Regions from separate parts of the Homo sapiens genome. Here region 1 is linked to region 2. A link is a loop called in an ENCODE intact Hi-C map of the cell type or tissue named here. Cell type or tissue: GM12878. All regions are shown on one strand. Each heading gives the region's core, and the rest is flanking DNA. Links, peaks and the distances in the headings are about the cores only. Region 1 has its middle 15 kb from the start of INO80C. Region 2 holds the start of GALNT1 (polypeptide N-acetylgalactosaminyltransferase 1).

Region 1 (8,433 bases), core at 1,276-6,275, 65 kb before region 2:
TCCCAAATCCTCAAACCTCCCTGTTACATTCCTAATGGATCCCATTGCTTCCCTGGTCACTCAATATGAATGTAGCAAATCCAAACGCTGGAATAGCGCTTTCCAGTTTGAAAGCACTTTGACACAATCTTACTCCATTTAAGCGTCACAACAAATCTGCCAGTGGGCTACTATTATGCTCACTCCATCACTTAGGAAACAGATTCCAAGAGATTAAAGGATGTTTTAAGGTCACACAGCTACATAGTGGTCCTGCTGGTTTGCATCAGCAATGTATCTGATGTCCCGTTGTGTGCTGGAGAACATCAGAGGCATTCCTGGCAGACCTCTCCCCTCTTCTCAGTGCCAGGCCTGAGCCAATCAAAGCCCTGCTGCTTCTTTCTTGCTCACTGCACTGGCCAGACTGTTCAGTACAATGCTGAATAGAAGCCATGAGCACAGACATCCCTATCTCCCTCCCAGTCTTAGAGGGAAAGCATTCATCTTTGACCCTTAAGTATGATGTTAGCTGCAGGTGTTCTGTAGATGTTCTTTATCAAGTGAGGAAGTTCCCTTTTATTTCTGAAAGTCTTAAATATGGAATGGAGGTTGGATTTCTTCAAATGCTTATTCTGCATCTAGTAAGGATATCATATACTTTTTCCTTTCATTCTGTTAATATGGCAAATTCGATTGGTTTTTGAATGTTAAACCAACCCTGAATTCCTGGGTTAAATCTCACTTTATTATAATGTATTACCCTTGTAGTAACATTGGATTTAATTTGCTACAAATTTGTCATGAGTTTTTGCTTTTGGTATTAGGGTAATGCTGTCCTCATAGGCTGAGTTGAAAAGTATTCCCTCCTCTTTGATTTTCTGGAAGACTTATAATATTATGTATTATTTCTTCCATAAGTGTTTGGTCGAATTTTCCAGTGCAGATATCTATGGCTGTTTTGAGGCTCTCTGGTTGTTATTTAAAAATAACCATAATAATCCAGGAAATGTCAACAACTGACAATTCCAATTGCTGTTGTCAGCATCAACATCCTTACCAACAGTATTTAGTGTCATTATTTTTAATCATCCCTGCTAGCTCACAAGAAGAATGAAGCTGGCATCTGAATAATGTTCTAGTGGTGGGCTGAGTTCATAAAGAGCCTCTGTCACATTTAACCCGAATCTTTCAGAAACCAGCAGATTCTGAGAATGAGTACTACTCCAGATGCCTTAGTGATGTTTTCAGCTCCCTCACTCGGGACCCTTGGCCAGGCAGGAGTCCTCAGCACAGCTGGTTCTCACCCCTTCCTCTGCCACTCATGGTCTCCACCCCTCAAACAACATATTCTCTCTTTTGCACTCTTCAGTTTTGCTCCATCCTTCCAGGCCCAGCTGGCATCCATCTAACTTCCCTGAGACTCTGTCAACACCTCACAGACCTTTCTCCAAATTCCTGTCACCCTGACAGCCAGAACTACGCCACTGAGCCTCTTGTTAAGCACTACCTTATGCTATTTTCTCATTGGTTCTTGAATGTTTTTCTAATTAGATTATAAACTGCTTTTCTCATATTGCCTCAGAGCACCTGATATGTGGTTGACTGCTTTAAGAGCAGCATTATAGCACATTGCATAGGAATTCCCGATGCAATTTCCTGATGCCTGCTTATTCTGCAGCAGCTCCACTGGAAAGCAAATACCAGGGAGGATGTCTTTTTATTTACGACTTTCTCTTCTAAGTGATTGCCCATGTTATATGTCAGGTCTGTGTATCTCTTAAACATTACTTGGCTTTCTTAATGGCAAAATGACTGACCTGATTTTTCAATGAAAAATCTAAAAGCATATATGACAAAAGTCAGTGTCTCCTAATATCCAAAGCATTTTTACTTACATTTCATTATACTCTGCCATGAGGCAGAGAAAGCAAATATCATGTTCACATTTTATGAGGCTCATCTTTCCAGCCTTGTCACTGCCCATGCTTCCTCTGGGCCCAGGTTTGGACTCACTGCTGTCTTGACTGAGCCCTGACTACCTTCCATGCTCCAGGCCTCATGCTGTTCCCTTGGCCTGGAAATTCCGCAGGGTCCAATTCAGATATACCTCCAAGTGAATGTTATCTGCCCCCAGGCAGAATTACTCCTACTTGAATATAAATTGCAAAAAAAAAAAAAAACCCACACTTTGATTTGCTTTATCACATACTATTAAAAACATCTTTAGAACTCATTAATAAAATATGCCTTGATTTCAAGAATAAATATAGAGTTTGAAAGTCATTTTTTTTCTTTCTAAAATTTTACTGTAGACATGGGGTGTTGCTATGTTGCCCAGACTAGTCTCAAACTCCTGGCCTCAAGCAATCCTCCCACCTCAACCTCCCAAAGAAAAGTTATTTTTATTGTTGATGAGTTGGTCAGTATTGCAAAAGGCAGTGAGCATCTATTCTGATGGCCTAAACCCAAGCTATCAGCAGCTATTAAAATATACGTTTATCATCAAAATCCATGAAGTCTCTTCATCTCATCTCTCTGTTTTCCAGTTCCTTATGTTTCTGATTCTTATTATTTCATGTACATATCCTTGAACGTCTATTTGTGTGTGCTTGTGGGCCTGCCTTGGCTGAGGTCTCTGAGGTATTTGGTTTCTCTTCTCTTTCTCTCCTTTTCCTATTGCCTTCTTGATCTTTTTTTAGTGTTGTTGTGACCTGGACTGGCTCAGCATTGGGTCACACCAGGTCTTGGCAATCAGGAGTCAAAAAGGACGGTGAGTATTTTGGGCACAGAGAATGGGCAAGATGGAAACTCTCTCAGCCACAGAGCCCAGCCCTAATGAGGGTGTTGGGGAAGACATCACAGTTTCACTTCTTGCCCCAGAGAAAGCCAGCTCAACCATGTGCCTGCATGGTTATCCCCTTCTTACTGAGTCCCTGGAGGCCAACTCTTAGCCTAAGTCTGATTAGGCTAGTTGTGCTTAGATCTGCCTAGCATGAAACACAGGTTATTTTTTTGGTTTTCCTTTAGGAGTTATCCCTTATATTTTTCCTATCCTAGAGAGCTCATTCAATTCTCTATCCCAGATGTGCATATCTGAAATTGGTAAACACTCCTTCCCCCATCAAATGACGTTCTCCCCTGTTTTCTGCCCAAGAACTGTCCAGATGAAGAGACCAAGGGCTCTGTTGCCCTCTGGTGCCCAGGTAGGTTCAGCCAATGGGGAAACTCAGCAGGAAATAGGTGAGGGAGAGTAGGTTCAAGATATTTGGTCCCCTAGCTCCCTTGTGATCTCCTGACACCCAGCCCAAACCTTGCTAAACTGTTACTTCATTGAACTCTCCACAGATTTTCATAATTTGAGTGTGCCATTGATTTCCTGCTGATGGACTTTGAGGTGTTTAAATCATCCAGAAGCAATGCAGGTTGAAATGTTATACCACCTTAGGGTATAGACACTTGAAGTAATCTCACAACAAAGGAGAACAACCAACTCAAATGGGAGCCTTGGGGAGAAATCCTGTGATTTCACTCAAGGCAGCTGTATCTTATTAATAAATGTATCACTTATTTAATGTAAAACTCCCATAACGACCAAGCTCAATGTCCTATAACTACAACTCCCATATTGGAATTGCTTAAAGTCTTAAGATTGTAAGATTATTAGGAAAGGAGTAAATAATGTCAAAATTATTCTAAAACACACCTGAAATTTAGGATCATGAGCATTCTTAAATTCATTTCCTCCTCCTTCACAAAGAGTAGGGGAAGTCATGTTTTTGTGCCACTGGCATAAGCAACTCTACTATTATGATGGCTCAGCAGGCTGATTAAGTTTAGGTGAGGCCAAGGTTCAGCTGGAGAAACAAGTCTGCAAAATTGCCCAGGCATTCTATGTCCCGAGTATGTCCTATGTGCCAAGCCGTTTGCCCAAGATGTCACATGCACTGCCACATTCATCCTCAGGTCAGTTTTGTAGAGGGGCCCATAGTCCCCATGTTATGGAGGGGTCTTTTCTTCTCACTAGCTCCCACACCCCAGCTGTGCTATGGGCTCCCCAGTTCCATAACAGGCTACAAAGGCAAATAGACAGGCCTTTACTTCGAAGGAGATGCACAGGGGACACCACAAATAACTCACATAGGCCTTCCCACCATCACCTTGCCTGACCTGGGTCACCAAGTGTGAACCCAGGACTGCCCCATGACACTGGGGTGCTCATATCATGAGGTACCCCCCAGAGACCAGAATGTCCCATCTGGACAGTCTCACAGAGGGAAACTGGTCTCTGTCAAAATATGTATTCCTTTTACTCACCTCTCACAGGGTGACATCTGAGCAAATAGGAAGTTGGTTCTTATTGTCTGTCATTCACAAAGGCTTTGGGGTGGCTCTGGGACTCCTATGTCATAGATAATCATGGTAGTCTTATGGCAGCCTCTTGACAAGCTAAGCTTCCTGCCCCTCCCAGACCAGACATCCCACGCACCTTCCAGGATGTGGAAATGTTAACCTCTCCTCGAAGCAGGAATGCACCCTGCATAAACTTGAGCCAAGTTCAACCTGTCTGTTGGCTGCACGAGCCACTCCTGACTACTCAGTCATTTCCTCATAACTTGACCCTGTATTTTATAGCCCTGAATTTTAGGTGCTCCCCTTCACTCTACCCAGCGTTATGGCAGTTGTTCTTGTGTTCCCTTTATTGACTAGGAGCCAGACAGTTTCAGACAGTATCCCAAGGAAGGAGGAGCAAAGTTTGAGGTCCCAGCAGCCCCAGGGTTCCTTTGCCCCACTGGGTGAAAGCCTTTTGAGGCCTGCAATGCTTTCGGAACCCTCCCTTCTTGCCCTGGGTTCATGGCCCCACGCATGGGAGTGACTTCGTCATGCTTCTGGAATGGGCAGCCTGTCTCAGCCAGGGTTTCCAGCCCAGGTTCCCTGCTGTGCCTTACAGAATGCAGACAGCTCAGGCTCAGCCAGGCCCAGGCCCTCCAGGAGAGCCAAGAGCTGATCTCAGCTATCAGGGACACTTACTGCATAGTGAGAAGGAATCCATTTTCACAGCCCCCCTGGGAAATGTTGCTCCTGTCAGTGTGGCTCCAGTCTTGACCATTGGCCACAATGCCCACAGCCCCACCTCTGACTGCAATTTTGTGCTGTGGGACTAAGAAGCATTTAGCTCTCGGCTCCCCCTGCTTGTCCCAAGACTTGGCATCATATCTTACACAGGTGTACACACACACAGAATACACATACACACATACGCACAAAATACATGCACACCTCTATATACGTAGCACACATGCATGTATACACATGTACACAGTCACACATAAAAAAATCACACTCACTCTCCTACATCTACACATACATAACACAAATATATACATATACGTTTTTACACACATACATATTCATATACACACACAGCCACCTTTTCAAGTGGCTCTCTCTGTTGTCCAGGCAGAGACGCACCAGTTCTGATTCAAACCTCCCCATCCTCCATCTCCCTTTGATGGGGAGTTGGGGGTGCAGAGGACAGTGGCCACTGGACCAGTGTATCCACACCACATTGAGGTGCTATTAAATAAATAAGTTCCAGTTTAAGAAGCAGAAGGCCATGATTTAGGGTGTGTCTGCTTGTGGTGGCAGCAAGTGTGTTTCTGAAGATCATACCTTCTCTTTCCTCCAGCTATAGACTTGTCCAGGGCAGAGACACTGTCTGACTTTTTATTTTTGTATTTTGTTGGTTTGTCTGTTTTTGTCCTAAGTTCCCATCACACACAGGCGGTGGCCACCTGGTTTTAGTGAATGGCTGAAAGAATGAATGGACAAACACATCCAGTTATTTAAAGGCAGTGACTGTGCATAATGATGAAGACGACAGCAAAAATAGATGTTTGAAAGGACAGTTGAGAGATAATGTGAGAAATAAGATAACTTGACAAATTGTTAATTTTACCTTCTAAATTTTTTTTTTGTCTCACTAACTGAAGAAAAGTTTACTGCAAAGAAAAGTTGCTTGATTCTTTCAAATGAATAGCTAGCTCCTAGCCCCAGATCTTCTGAGTTGCTGAATGACATGAGCTGTCCTTGCTGGAATGTTCTTCCCCTCCCCAGGTTACACAGTGCCAGGGTATGTGTATGTACTGAGGGAGAACCAGCTCTTGTCCTTGCTCTCAAATGGCCTCTTCAGGTCCCAGGTTCCTTGGCAGCCTCTGTGCCCCAGGTACCCCTAGGAGTGGGAATCTGGGCCAAGGCAGCCTGTGGTCTAAGTTCCCATGCAGGGTCACAGGATCCAGGCTGTGAATGGACATCAGTGGAGCCCATGGAGGCCCAGGATCTAAGAAGCACTGCTCAATGACAAACTGGGGTGACATTCGAATTGTTTATAACAACGTGCTAAACAAGACATTGGTCTCGACAACCAAATTCGGCTTATGGTCTTCGGTTGGCAGCCTCTCCTCTCTGGGGTCCATCCAGCTCTCTGGAGGCTGCCAAGCAGCTCAGCGCAGATCTCGCAGGTGTCAGGACTCCACAGAGCACTGTGGGGTGTGTGTCTGTGTGTGTCTGTGTGTGTGTGTGTGTGTGTGTATCTCTATTTATTCCTTCTTCCCTTCCACACCCTGACATCCTAAAAAGCATCCCCACATAACTGAGGAGACTAAACTGGTCCACTACCTTCAGCTCTATGCTCAGGTTAAAGAGAAGGAAAGAAATTCAAAAGGGGGAGCCCTTTGAAGAGTTGTCAGTGACTGGAGAGGGATGTGGCCTCTCGCTGCTGGGGCACACTGAGAGGTGGAGGAGGGAAAGCAAAGAGGACTGCCCACACTCCTGCCTCCACGCTGTGATGAGTGCCCTGTGCAGGGAAGATGGAAAGAGTTAGGATTAAATTGGGGGTGACATTTTAAGTTAAATGCTACTGGAAGTTTATAAACTAAAAGTAAAAGTTAGCCTGACATGTTAAGGAGTCAGGAATGGAAATTCAACTAAAAATGTTTCAAGACAGACAAAGAAAGTAAAATGAAGCCATTTCCTGTTCGCACCCCCGCTGGTTCAGCCTACTCAACAGACCATCTTTCTCCAGCCCCGGGAGATTCTGTCTAGCCTGGGGAAAATTCTTCTCCCTTCGTGCTTCTTCCAGAACTACTGGGACTGACCTAAGAGCATAGATTTTGGAAAGATAAAAGTCAGTCACATTTAGAAGTTACTCCACTCACTTGCCTGCCACATTCCTGCTGAGGGAAAATGAAGACAGGGTGAACTCCAGCTCAGATGAAAAGGCAGGAAAAAATATTTAGAGAGTCTTCTCATAAAACATGAGCCCAGACACACCAGTCAAAAACAAAACATCAGAGACCAGAGCGGTAAAGAGGAGGGCAGCTCAAAGCAGGAGGCTCCCTGGCCTTGCTTCCTAAAATCCTCCCGTGCAATGGCTCCTTCAGCTCATACGCACCCTCTGCCTTTAGATCAGCCAGGCAGTCTCTGTCTGAGGCCCCGGGTTTCCTGGCTGTCAAAATAGATACCAAGAGCTGGTTCCAGACACCTCACAGAGTGGCATTGAGTCAAATACGGTTTCATGGACTTAAACAAAAAAGAAACTCTGCAAACTCTGCAAATGTCCCCAGACATCATCACTGCATATGACTGAGGCCCTTATGGAGACCAGTTCCCTCTGTAATTCTCCTAAGGATATATATAGTGCATTCATGCTGTGTCACTCTCATTGGGACTTTGCAATCCAGTATTCTCCTAATTTTAAACATGCATGGCCCCAGCTTACAAACAAGTTGTGTTCCAAAAGTGCATTTACAGTTTGGTTAGTTGGCACCCAAAATTCGGTTTCACATGAAAACCTCGCTAAAACTAATCCATAATGCATGTGCAATCACACTGGTAGAAAACAATGCTGTTATACTGTGGTAATGAAGTCAAACGGAAAAATACGTGTACCGTATATTTAAACTAACCAAGTAATAGTACATTCACTAGCTTAAAGCCAGGTACTTGACATTCTCTCCTAATGCTTGAATGTTGCTGTTTCCTGCATCTTGAGGCCTAATGTGGGGCACGAAGCCAGTCTATTATAATATGAAGGGATATGGAAAATTGTGATGGAATTCCTGACAAATCAGAACCACCCACACATTTCTCCTCTAGGACTTCCCTGAGCCACCTCTGGCCTCCTCCACCGTCACTGTCTGCCCACTGCCCACTTCCTGGCTCCACCCCACTCTTAACACATTTCCCATCTTCCTCCTGCAACTCCAGCATGGATGAGAGCCACACACAAGGTGCTAAGGTTTAGAGGAAGAAAGAGTTGACATTTCTACTTTTAAATTTACTAAAAACAATTCAATTGCAAAGAAAAACAATTTCAGGGGCTCAGTTGCTGTGGTCTAACCCAGACTGACCTGAGGTAGCCAGGGGTGCCCTGGTGGCACCACACCTGGACTCGGG
Region 2 (8,433 bases), core at 1,434-6,433:
AACTGCACTGGGATGGAAATCTTAGAGTAGAGAAAAGGTGGACGAAAGTAGGCAAGGAAGAAACAGTGTAACACATAACATGTAGAGCATGGGGAAGGACTCGGTGAGTGGTAGGGCTAGACAGAGAATTCTTATGGGTGAGCTGTGGCAAGAGGTCTCAGGTAGTTGGGAGGGGGACCACTTGTGAAGGGCCTGGAATGCTAGACTGATGTGTGTGGACATGAACTGGATGTTTTGGGAAGGTCAATATAGCAGGGCTGTGTGGGGTGGGGATATTGTATAGTGAAAACACGATCCTCAGAGCTGGTGGAAACTAACTTACGGGCCATTTAGGCAAGTGGTGTGGCAGATGTCAAGGTATTGCTATTAACTCATGTGGCTTTTGTTACCACATCCTCTAGGCCCAAATTGACAAAAAGCAGTGCCTCATTTTTTTTTTGCTAGAAATATGTAGGCTGTTATTCAGAGAGACTGTTTGGTTGCCCTGAAGGACTGCAAAGATATAACTTGAAGAAAGAAGAGGCCAGGAAAATGTATCTTATAAACCTTTGAAAGCCACTCCTAACTAAAAAAGACCTGCAGTTATCTTGCCTACCCTGTACTACTTGACATGGGAATTTTCATTGAGGCTTTCTAAATGCTATCTAACAATATCATAAATCATATGCATTCATAGTTAAAATTTTGGCATTCTTACTCTGTAGTACCTCTTTTGAACCGATTACCCATTGCCTCTTCCATTTCGCTTTATTTGAAGTTTATGTCATTTGATTTTCTTTTTAAATGACGGCTACTCTACTTTCCTTAAATTTTATATTAACGACTTTGTGACTTTTTAAATGTTCAGTTTTTTATATATTTTTATTTTTTTGAGACTGAGTCTTGCTCTGTCGCCCAGGCTGGAGTGCAGTGGTACAATCTTGGCTCACTGCAACCTCTGCCTCCCGGGTTCAAGCAATTCTCCTGCCTCAGCCTCCCAAGTAGCTGGGACTACAGACATGTGCCACCATGCCCTGCTAATTTTTGTATTTTTAGTAGAGATGTGGTTTCACCATGTTGGCCAGGCTGACCTCGAACTCCTGACCTCAAGTGATCCACCTGCTTCAGCCTCCCAAAGTGCTAGGATTACAGGCATGAGCCGCAGCGCCCAGCCTCAGTTTCTTAGGTTTATTTTTGCTTACTGTCGTCTTCACCCTTGTTGACCTTATGCCCAAATGGTATGTCTTGGGCCTTATCAATGCAGGCCCTGTTCCACTTGCAGTGCCTCTGGCTTGTTTTCACTGATGTCTCAACTTTTCCACTCCTCCATATTTGCTTACTTCAGGCTTCAGCTGGGTCTCTGATCTAGCAGTTCATAGCACTTTTTCCACTATGATAGACCATTTAAATGTCCAAAGCATATATGTGGAATTCCTAATCGTCTAGCAGTAAATTTTCCCTTTGCTTTCTGACTCAAGAAAGCCTATTGGAATGCAAGAAATTGGGAGTGACTTTTTTTTTTTTTTTTTTTTTTTTCATTTGAGGCAGAGTCTTGCTCTGTGGCCCAGGCTGGAGTACAGTGGTGCGATGTCAGCTCACTGCAACCTCTGACTCCTGGGTTCAAGCAATTCTCCTGTCTTAGCCCCCCGAGTAGCTGGGATTACAGGTGCCTGCCACCATGCCTAGCTAATTTTTGTATTTTTAGCAGAGATGGGGTTTCACCATATTGGTCAGGCTGGTCTGGAACTCCTGACCTCAGGTGATCCACCCGCCTCAGCCTCCCAAAGTGCTGGGATTACAGGCGTGAGCCACCGTGCCTGGTCCAGGGGTGATGTTTTTATAGGAATAATCTGCAATCTGATCTCATTTCTGTTTCAAAATTTTATTCTCAACTTCTGGTTCCAGAACAAGGTAGAATAGTGGGTGAAGTACACTGCCTACTAACAATAGCTAAAAGCCCTGAGCATTGTTTATGAAACAAACAGAAGAGTCTAAAAGGTGGAGAGAAGAAGACAATTGACTAGGGATCTACAGGGACCCATCCACCATTGATCTTGGGATCCAAGGAATGACAGGGCAACAAGTTCCCTCAGGGTTTTTTTTTTCTTTTTTCTTTTTTCTTTTTTTTTTTTTTTTGAGATGGAGTCTTGTTCTGTTGCCCAGGCTGAAGTGCAGTGGCGTGATCTCAGCTCACTGAAACCTCCATCTCCTTGGTTCAAGCAATTCTCCTACCTCAGCCTCTGGAGTAGCTGGAATTACAGGTGCCCACCACCATGCCCAGCTAATTTTTTTGTGTTTTTAGTAGAGATGGGGTTTCACCATATTGGCCAGGCTGGTTTCGAACTCCTGACCTCAAGTGATCTGCCTGCCTCGACCTCCCAAAGTGCTAGGATTACAGGCGTGAGCCACTGCACCCTGCCAAGTTCCCTGTTTCCTTCTTGCCTCATAGATCCTGGACCAAGTGCTGGAGAGTGGGCATCTGGGAACATCACAGGAGCATTTTTTTTTTAAACCCATAAATGCCTGTTCTCTCTAGCCAAAGGATCAGGAAAGGGGCAACCTAGCAAGAGAGAAAACTTTTAGAAAATAAATGCCCTATTCCAACCAAACATTGAAGAAAACATATTTGACCTCACCCCTTCCCTGTCCATAAAGGCTTTGAATAGAGAGCCTAGACTGCCATCTTCACTCTGTTGTAACAATGCACCCCTCATGACCTCACTCCCTGCTGAGAAGGAGTCAGAGAAGACCACGTGGCCAAGTGGAGACCCAGGGCTTTAATCCCTGCCCAGTCAACAGAATGGACAGCACAAAAATAAACAAAAAACCATGACCCAACAATAGGCAAGGGCATTAAGTTGAGTAAAAAAGCCAATCTCAAAAGGGCACTATATTAGTCCATTTTCATGCTGCTGATAAAGACATACCTGAGACTGGGCAGAAAAAGAGGTTTAATTGGACTTACAGTTCCACATGGCTGGGGAGGCCTCAGAATCATGGCAGGAGGTGAAAGGCACTTTTTACATGGCGGCGGCAAGAGAAAAAAAAAAGAGGAAGATGCAAAAGCGGAAATCCCTGATAAAACCATCAGATCTCGTGAGACTTATTCACTACCACAAGAACAGTACGGGGGAACTGCCCCCAAGATTCAAATTATCTCCCACTGGGTCCCTCCTACAACACATGAGAATTATGAGAGTACAATTCAAGATGAGATTTGGGTGGGGACACAGAGCCAAACCATAACAGCCACATACTGTATGATTCCATTTATACGACATCCATAGCCACATACTGTATGATTCCATTTACACAACTATAGAGACAGGGAACAGATAAGTGGTTGCCAGGGGTTAGAGATAGTGAGGGTGGGGAAGAGGGTGTGGCTATAAAGGAGATCTTTGTGGTGATGAAATACTACTTGATATAGTAGGATGATTTGGGATCCTAATGTCTCAAAATGGGGTCACTCCTATCAAGTAGTATTGAGGCCACAGTGAAGTTGTTTACTCCTCAAAGTGCTAAATGTGTACTCCTCAAAGTGCTAAACGTGTGTGTGTAATGGCTTGAGGTGATAACACCTGCTCTTGCCTGGTACCACCTGAGACCTGAAATGAACTGACAGAAATTGAAAAGTGGCTGAGTTAATGACAGTGGACATATCTGAGAGGATCCTGAAAGCAGCAAGCACCTGGTCTTAGCCTAGATGCCTTAAGAGGCTCTGCCCATGAGAACTGTGAGGTCATCTCCCAACTTGGCAACGGTCACTGCGGGCTCTGCCTGAGAGAAGCAGAAGTGGTGACCCCCCACCCCCACACCTGACCAACATCTGAAGGACTTCTGTACCCGCTGGACATGTCTGTCAGTGCGTTGGTCTCCCAAGCCCATCACTGTGGTTCATTACCCACCTCTGATGACTGCCTATGTGTTAAATATTAATTACATAATTGATGGTGTGTGAAGACCTCACAATAAACCATGAATTCAAACATACATAATTGGCTACTGAGTCATTGTGAAACCTCTCAGCTTTGGTCAGAGTTAGCAAACCTAGGCCATAGGAAATTAACATAACAGCTCTGTATCTTGATTCGGGTGGTAGTTACAGGAATCAACTCGTGGTAAAATGGCATAGAGCTACACACACACATTGCACCAATGTCAATTTCCTGGTTTTGATATTATACTACAGTTATATAAGGTGTAATCATTGGGGGAAACTGCAACTATTAGTCACTGTTACCTGCCCCACCTCCCACAAATGCCTAAAATGTACTGCTCTGATCACCACAAGGCTTTGATGGCATCCTGACTGGGATGCTACCTCCATCTCCCCAGGGCTGCCTTCACCTCGCTGACATGACATGATCACCACCAAATGGATGAATGTACCAAGGTTCCTGCCTGCATCCAATTTGCGTTCTCTTGTTCCTGGGCCTCACAACAGTGAGTGGTCATGACAGCGATGATGTCTACGGGCAGGGGAGCTATGAGACGAAGAAGTGCATGCATGTTCCTGAGGCTGCAGCCACAAGACAGAGCTGCCAGGCCTCCGTATGGCAAAGCAAACACAAGGAGTAAAAAATCATAAAATAATGGTGCTTTGCATTCTGCATGATTCCACATACTTCGTATCACTGGACATCTGTGTGGGCTAGTTTGTGTCTGTCCCTCTCTCATCCATTACCCTCTTCTGTTCCTTCCCACAAGTGGGTGCTTGACACACAATTCTGTATAAACAACCTCTACTCTTCTCCCTTCCCTGCCTACCATGTGGGTCAGTTGTTCCTGGACAGTTTACCCTGCTTCAGGCAACCCCCCCACATCTCTCCATTAAACCAAATCCACCCTAGGTGCCATTCATTTGGTTTCTAGGTAGTCAGGAACAAACAATTTGGCCTTATTCATAAACTGAAAGAATATTAGCATCATTTAGATAACAACCATTTTAAAGGGGGCCTGATAGAAATAATGCCCTGAATTAATAAGTCTACTCCAAGGAGCAGCTCCCCTGGTGTGCTTCCGGGAGTCGGGGGCTGTGGTGAGGGGATGTCAGGGCAGATAGGCTATTTCAGGTAGGATTGTTCAATTTCAATGTGTCTCCATTACTTACTCTTCTAGGGGTTAATTTCTTCTATGGTAAGATCATAGAAATCATGAAAAATCCTTACAAATCCATAAAATAATGAAACAAATCTTGAATCCTACCATTATCCAGCCCAAAGACAATGTCCCTTACCCCACAGGCATACCACGTGCATTACTGGAGGCAACCAATGAGTCCTGGGGCAGAGCCAAAGAAAAACAAGATTAACACTGGGAAAGAAAGCATTCTTACTCTGGATTCCCTGGTCTATGCCCTTTCAACTATTCCTTCTTGGCAAATCTTGACTTTGTTGTAAAGAATCTAGTTTTTTCCTGCTCTCAAATATGCTTACCCTTTTCTACCCCATTTTCTGTTCTGTTAGCAGGTACAGTGAAGACACATTTTGGAATGAATAGGAGTAGACTTGGATTGTTGAAGGGTAAATGTGCTTGGTTATAAAAACAGTTGTGAAAAGTGCATTTGATTACACGGTAGAATTATGTGCAAACAGCACACAATTTTTCATTTGTCTTACAGGTAGTTTTCATTGCAAAGAACTTGTTGCAAGCAGATTAAAAAGGTACTATTTTCCTGCGCTATTTAATGGTACACAGTTATCTTTTTTTTTAATTGCTTTATTGAGGTAATTGCACATACCATAAAATCCACATTTCAAGTGCACAGTTCAGGTAGTTTTCGTAAATCTACAACCATTACCACAATCCAATTTTAGAACATTTATATCACTGCAAAGAGATCTCTTGTGCCCCTTTGCAGTCATTCCCCATATCTACCCCCAGCTCTAGACCACTGATTATCTGTATCGATTTGCCTTTTCTAGATATCTTACATAGTCAATGTGTCACTTAATGACAGGGGTATGTTTTGGGAAATGCATTGTTAGGCAATTCTGTCATTGTGAGAATATCATACAGTATACTCACAAACCTAGATGGTATAGCCTACTACACACCTAGGCTACATGGTACAGCTTATTGCTCCTAGGCTACAGACCTGTACAGCATGGGACTGTACTGAATACCGCAGGCAATTGTTAACACAATGGTATTTGTGTATCTAAACACAGAAAAGGTAACCCATTGCCCAACGACATTATGAAGGCTACCTCACTTGGTGATAGTAACTTTTCAGCTGCATATAATCTTATGGGACCACCATTGTACAGGTGACCCATCATTGACCGGGGCATGGCTGTAAATAGATCCTACAATACAGGCTCTTACACATCTAGCTTCTTCCACTTAGCTTATCGTTTTTGAGGTTCCTCTATGTTGTATCTTCTATGACTACTTCGTTCCTTTTACTGAGTAGTAGTCCACTGTATGGCATATACTGCATTTTATCCACGCAGCAGTTTCTGGACATTTGGACTGTTTCTACTTCTTGGCTATCATGAATAACACTGTTATTAATATTCATGTACAAGTTACTGTATGAATTTATCTTCAGTTCTCTCAGGCATACGCCTAGGAGTGGAATTGTTGGGTGATAGAATACTTCATGTGTAACTTTTTAAAAAACCTGGAAAACTGTTTTCCAAAGTGGCTGCACCATTTTACATTTCCATAGGCAACGTATGAGGGTTCTAATTTCTCCATCTCTTCACCAACACTGCTATTGTCTGTCTGTCTTTTGTACTACAGCCAGTGTAGTGGGTGTCAAGAACTTCCTTGTTGTGCTTCTAATTTGCATTTCCCTATTAACTAATGATGTTGAACACCTTTTTATGTAATTGTTGATCATTTAAATATCTTTGGTAAAACGTCTATTCAATTGTTTTGCCCATTTAAAATTGGACTATTAGTCTTATTACTGAGTTGTAAGAGTTCTTCATACATTCTGGCTACAAGTCCTTTAACAGATATATGATTTGCCAATCTTTTCTCCCAAGATAAGAGTATTTTTTAACGATGACAACTTTATTCCAAAGTGAAGTTTCCTTGTGGAACAGTAACAGGCTAGTCATGATTGACTTTGTTTCAAAATATTATATAAGTACTTTTAAAATAGTAACTTTTAACTTTTATTTTAGAATACTTGGAAGATGTAGACAAGCAAAAACAGGATACTAAAATTCCAGAGATAATCTTCAGGTTTTTTTTTTTTTTTTTCGGACAGCCTTTTGGTTATGTGAGAGGTAATATAAATTTAAAAGTGGGACCACTTAAATATTAAGTAATCTCTTATTGCAGCTCTTGGTTGGCAAGCAATAAGACACAAACCTCTGAATTATTTAAGTAGAAAATTAATTTATTAAAAGAATGGTTGGTTATGCCTCGCGTGAGTGACAGAGCCAGGGTTTTGTCTTCTATCTTCAGGGCAGGGTACAGCTGGGTATTGGAATTGTACCAAGCAGTGTTTCCCAAGGGGGCACAGAGGGAGGGCCCCTCTCCGGGCACTGTGCGGGAGCCACTTCCCCAAACAGTCCCCGTTCTGCAAGGGCCCCGGCGTTGCTGCCCCCGAGACCCGGGTGCCTGCCCCGGCGGTGCGGGTCGCGGGCCTCCGCTCTCGCCGTCCTCCCTCAGTCCCGGGCCTCCTGCATCGCGGTCGCCAGGCGCAGGCTCAGCGCGGCTGACAGCGCTCCAGCTCCCGCGCTCGCGGCCGCCTCAGGCAGCCGACCGGGTTGGGGCGGCCCCGCGCTCGGCCCGGGAGCCGATCCGCTGTGAGGGCTCCTCCATCTCCTCCCACCCCGTGACCTGCTCGACGCGCAACAGCCCGAGTTGTCTTTAACTTGCTGCGGCAGCCTCTTTGTCCCGACCCAGGGTCGGGGGCACCTCTCGGCCTGGCCCGGCCCTGCCCGTAGCCGTGTGAGCGGGGGCCGGGACTGGGCGGTCGGTCCGGGAGGGGCGCCGCGCCCGACCCCGGAGTCCCGAGCCCGAGGGGAGCGTCGCGGCCCCGCGGTGGGCTCGCCGCAGCGGAGGGGGCGCGCATCCGGGTGAGCGCCGGCGCCCCCGCCTCCCCCGCGCAGCCGCACGGGCCGCCGCCGCCGCTGCCGCCGAGCACGCAGCGCAGGGAGGACCGCGCCCGAGCGCCTGCGGGCGCCCTGCGGCGCCCGCCGCGCGACGAGCCCCAAGTGAGCGGGCAGGCGGCGCGCATGCGGGGCGGCCCGGAGTAGCGCCGCCCGAGCCCGCGAGCGGGGCGCCCGGAGTAGCCGCCGACCCGAGCCGGGCGCGGAGGCGGGGGCGGGCGCGGCGGAGCGGGGCCCGGCCGGACCCGCCCGCCCGCCGGGGGAGCCGCCGGCAGTGGCCGAGGAGCGCGCGGCGGACGGCGGCCCGAGAGTAGCGCGCTGGCCGCGGGACCGGCCGCGACCGCCGCGGCCGGCCCGGAGGACGCCTGCCGCCGCCGCC

Evidence for each region. Peaks named below come from ENCODE experiments on the same cell type or tissue, not always from the same donor. Only the 100,000 strongest peaks of a DNase experiment are listed, where the experiment ranks them.
Region 1: it touches region 2 in a loop (2.3-fold over the local background); 29 of 110 quality-filtered maps call a loop at or near these places.

Annotation. Positions count from the first base shown.
Region 1 is chr18:35,508,864-35,517,296 of GRCh38, forward strand. No RefSeq gene overlaps it. Among named protein-coding and RNA genes, the nearest start is that of INO80C, 15 kb to the left of the region's middle. RefSeq lists an enhancer at 1-573. In GM12878, for the core only: a CTCF peak has its summit at 3,185 (motif pointing left); a DNase peak (open chromatin) is centred at 2,748; H3K27ac peaks cover 188 bases.
Region 2 is chr18:35,573,413-35,581,845 of GRCh38, forward strand. GALNT1 (polypeptide N-acetylgalactosaminyltransferase 1) reads left to right here and starts at 8,328. Exons shown (of 12, transcript NM_020474.4): 1 at 8,328-8,433. RefSeq lists a silencer at 7,370-8,069. In GM12878, for the core only: no CTCF peak of the experiment used is centred there; a DNase peak (open chromatin) is centred at 3,909; H3K27ac peaks cover 353 bases.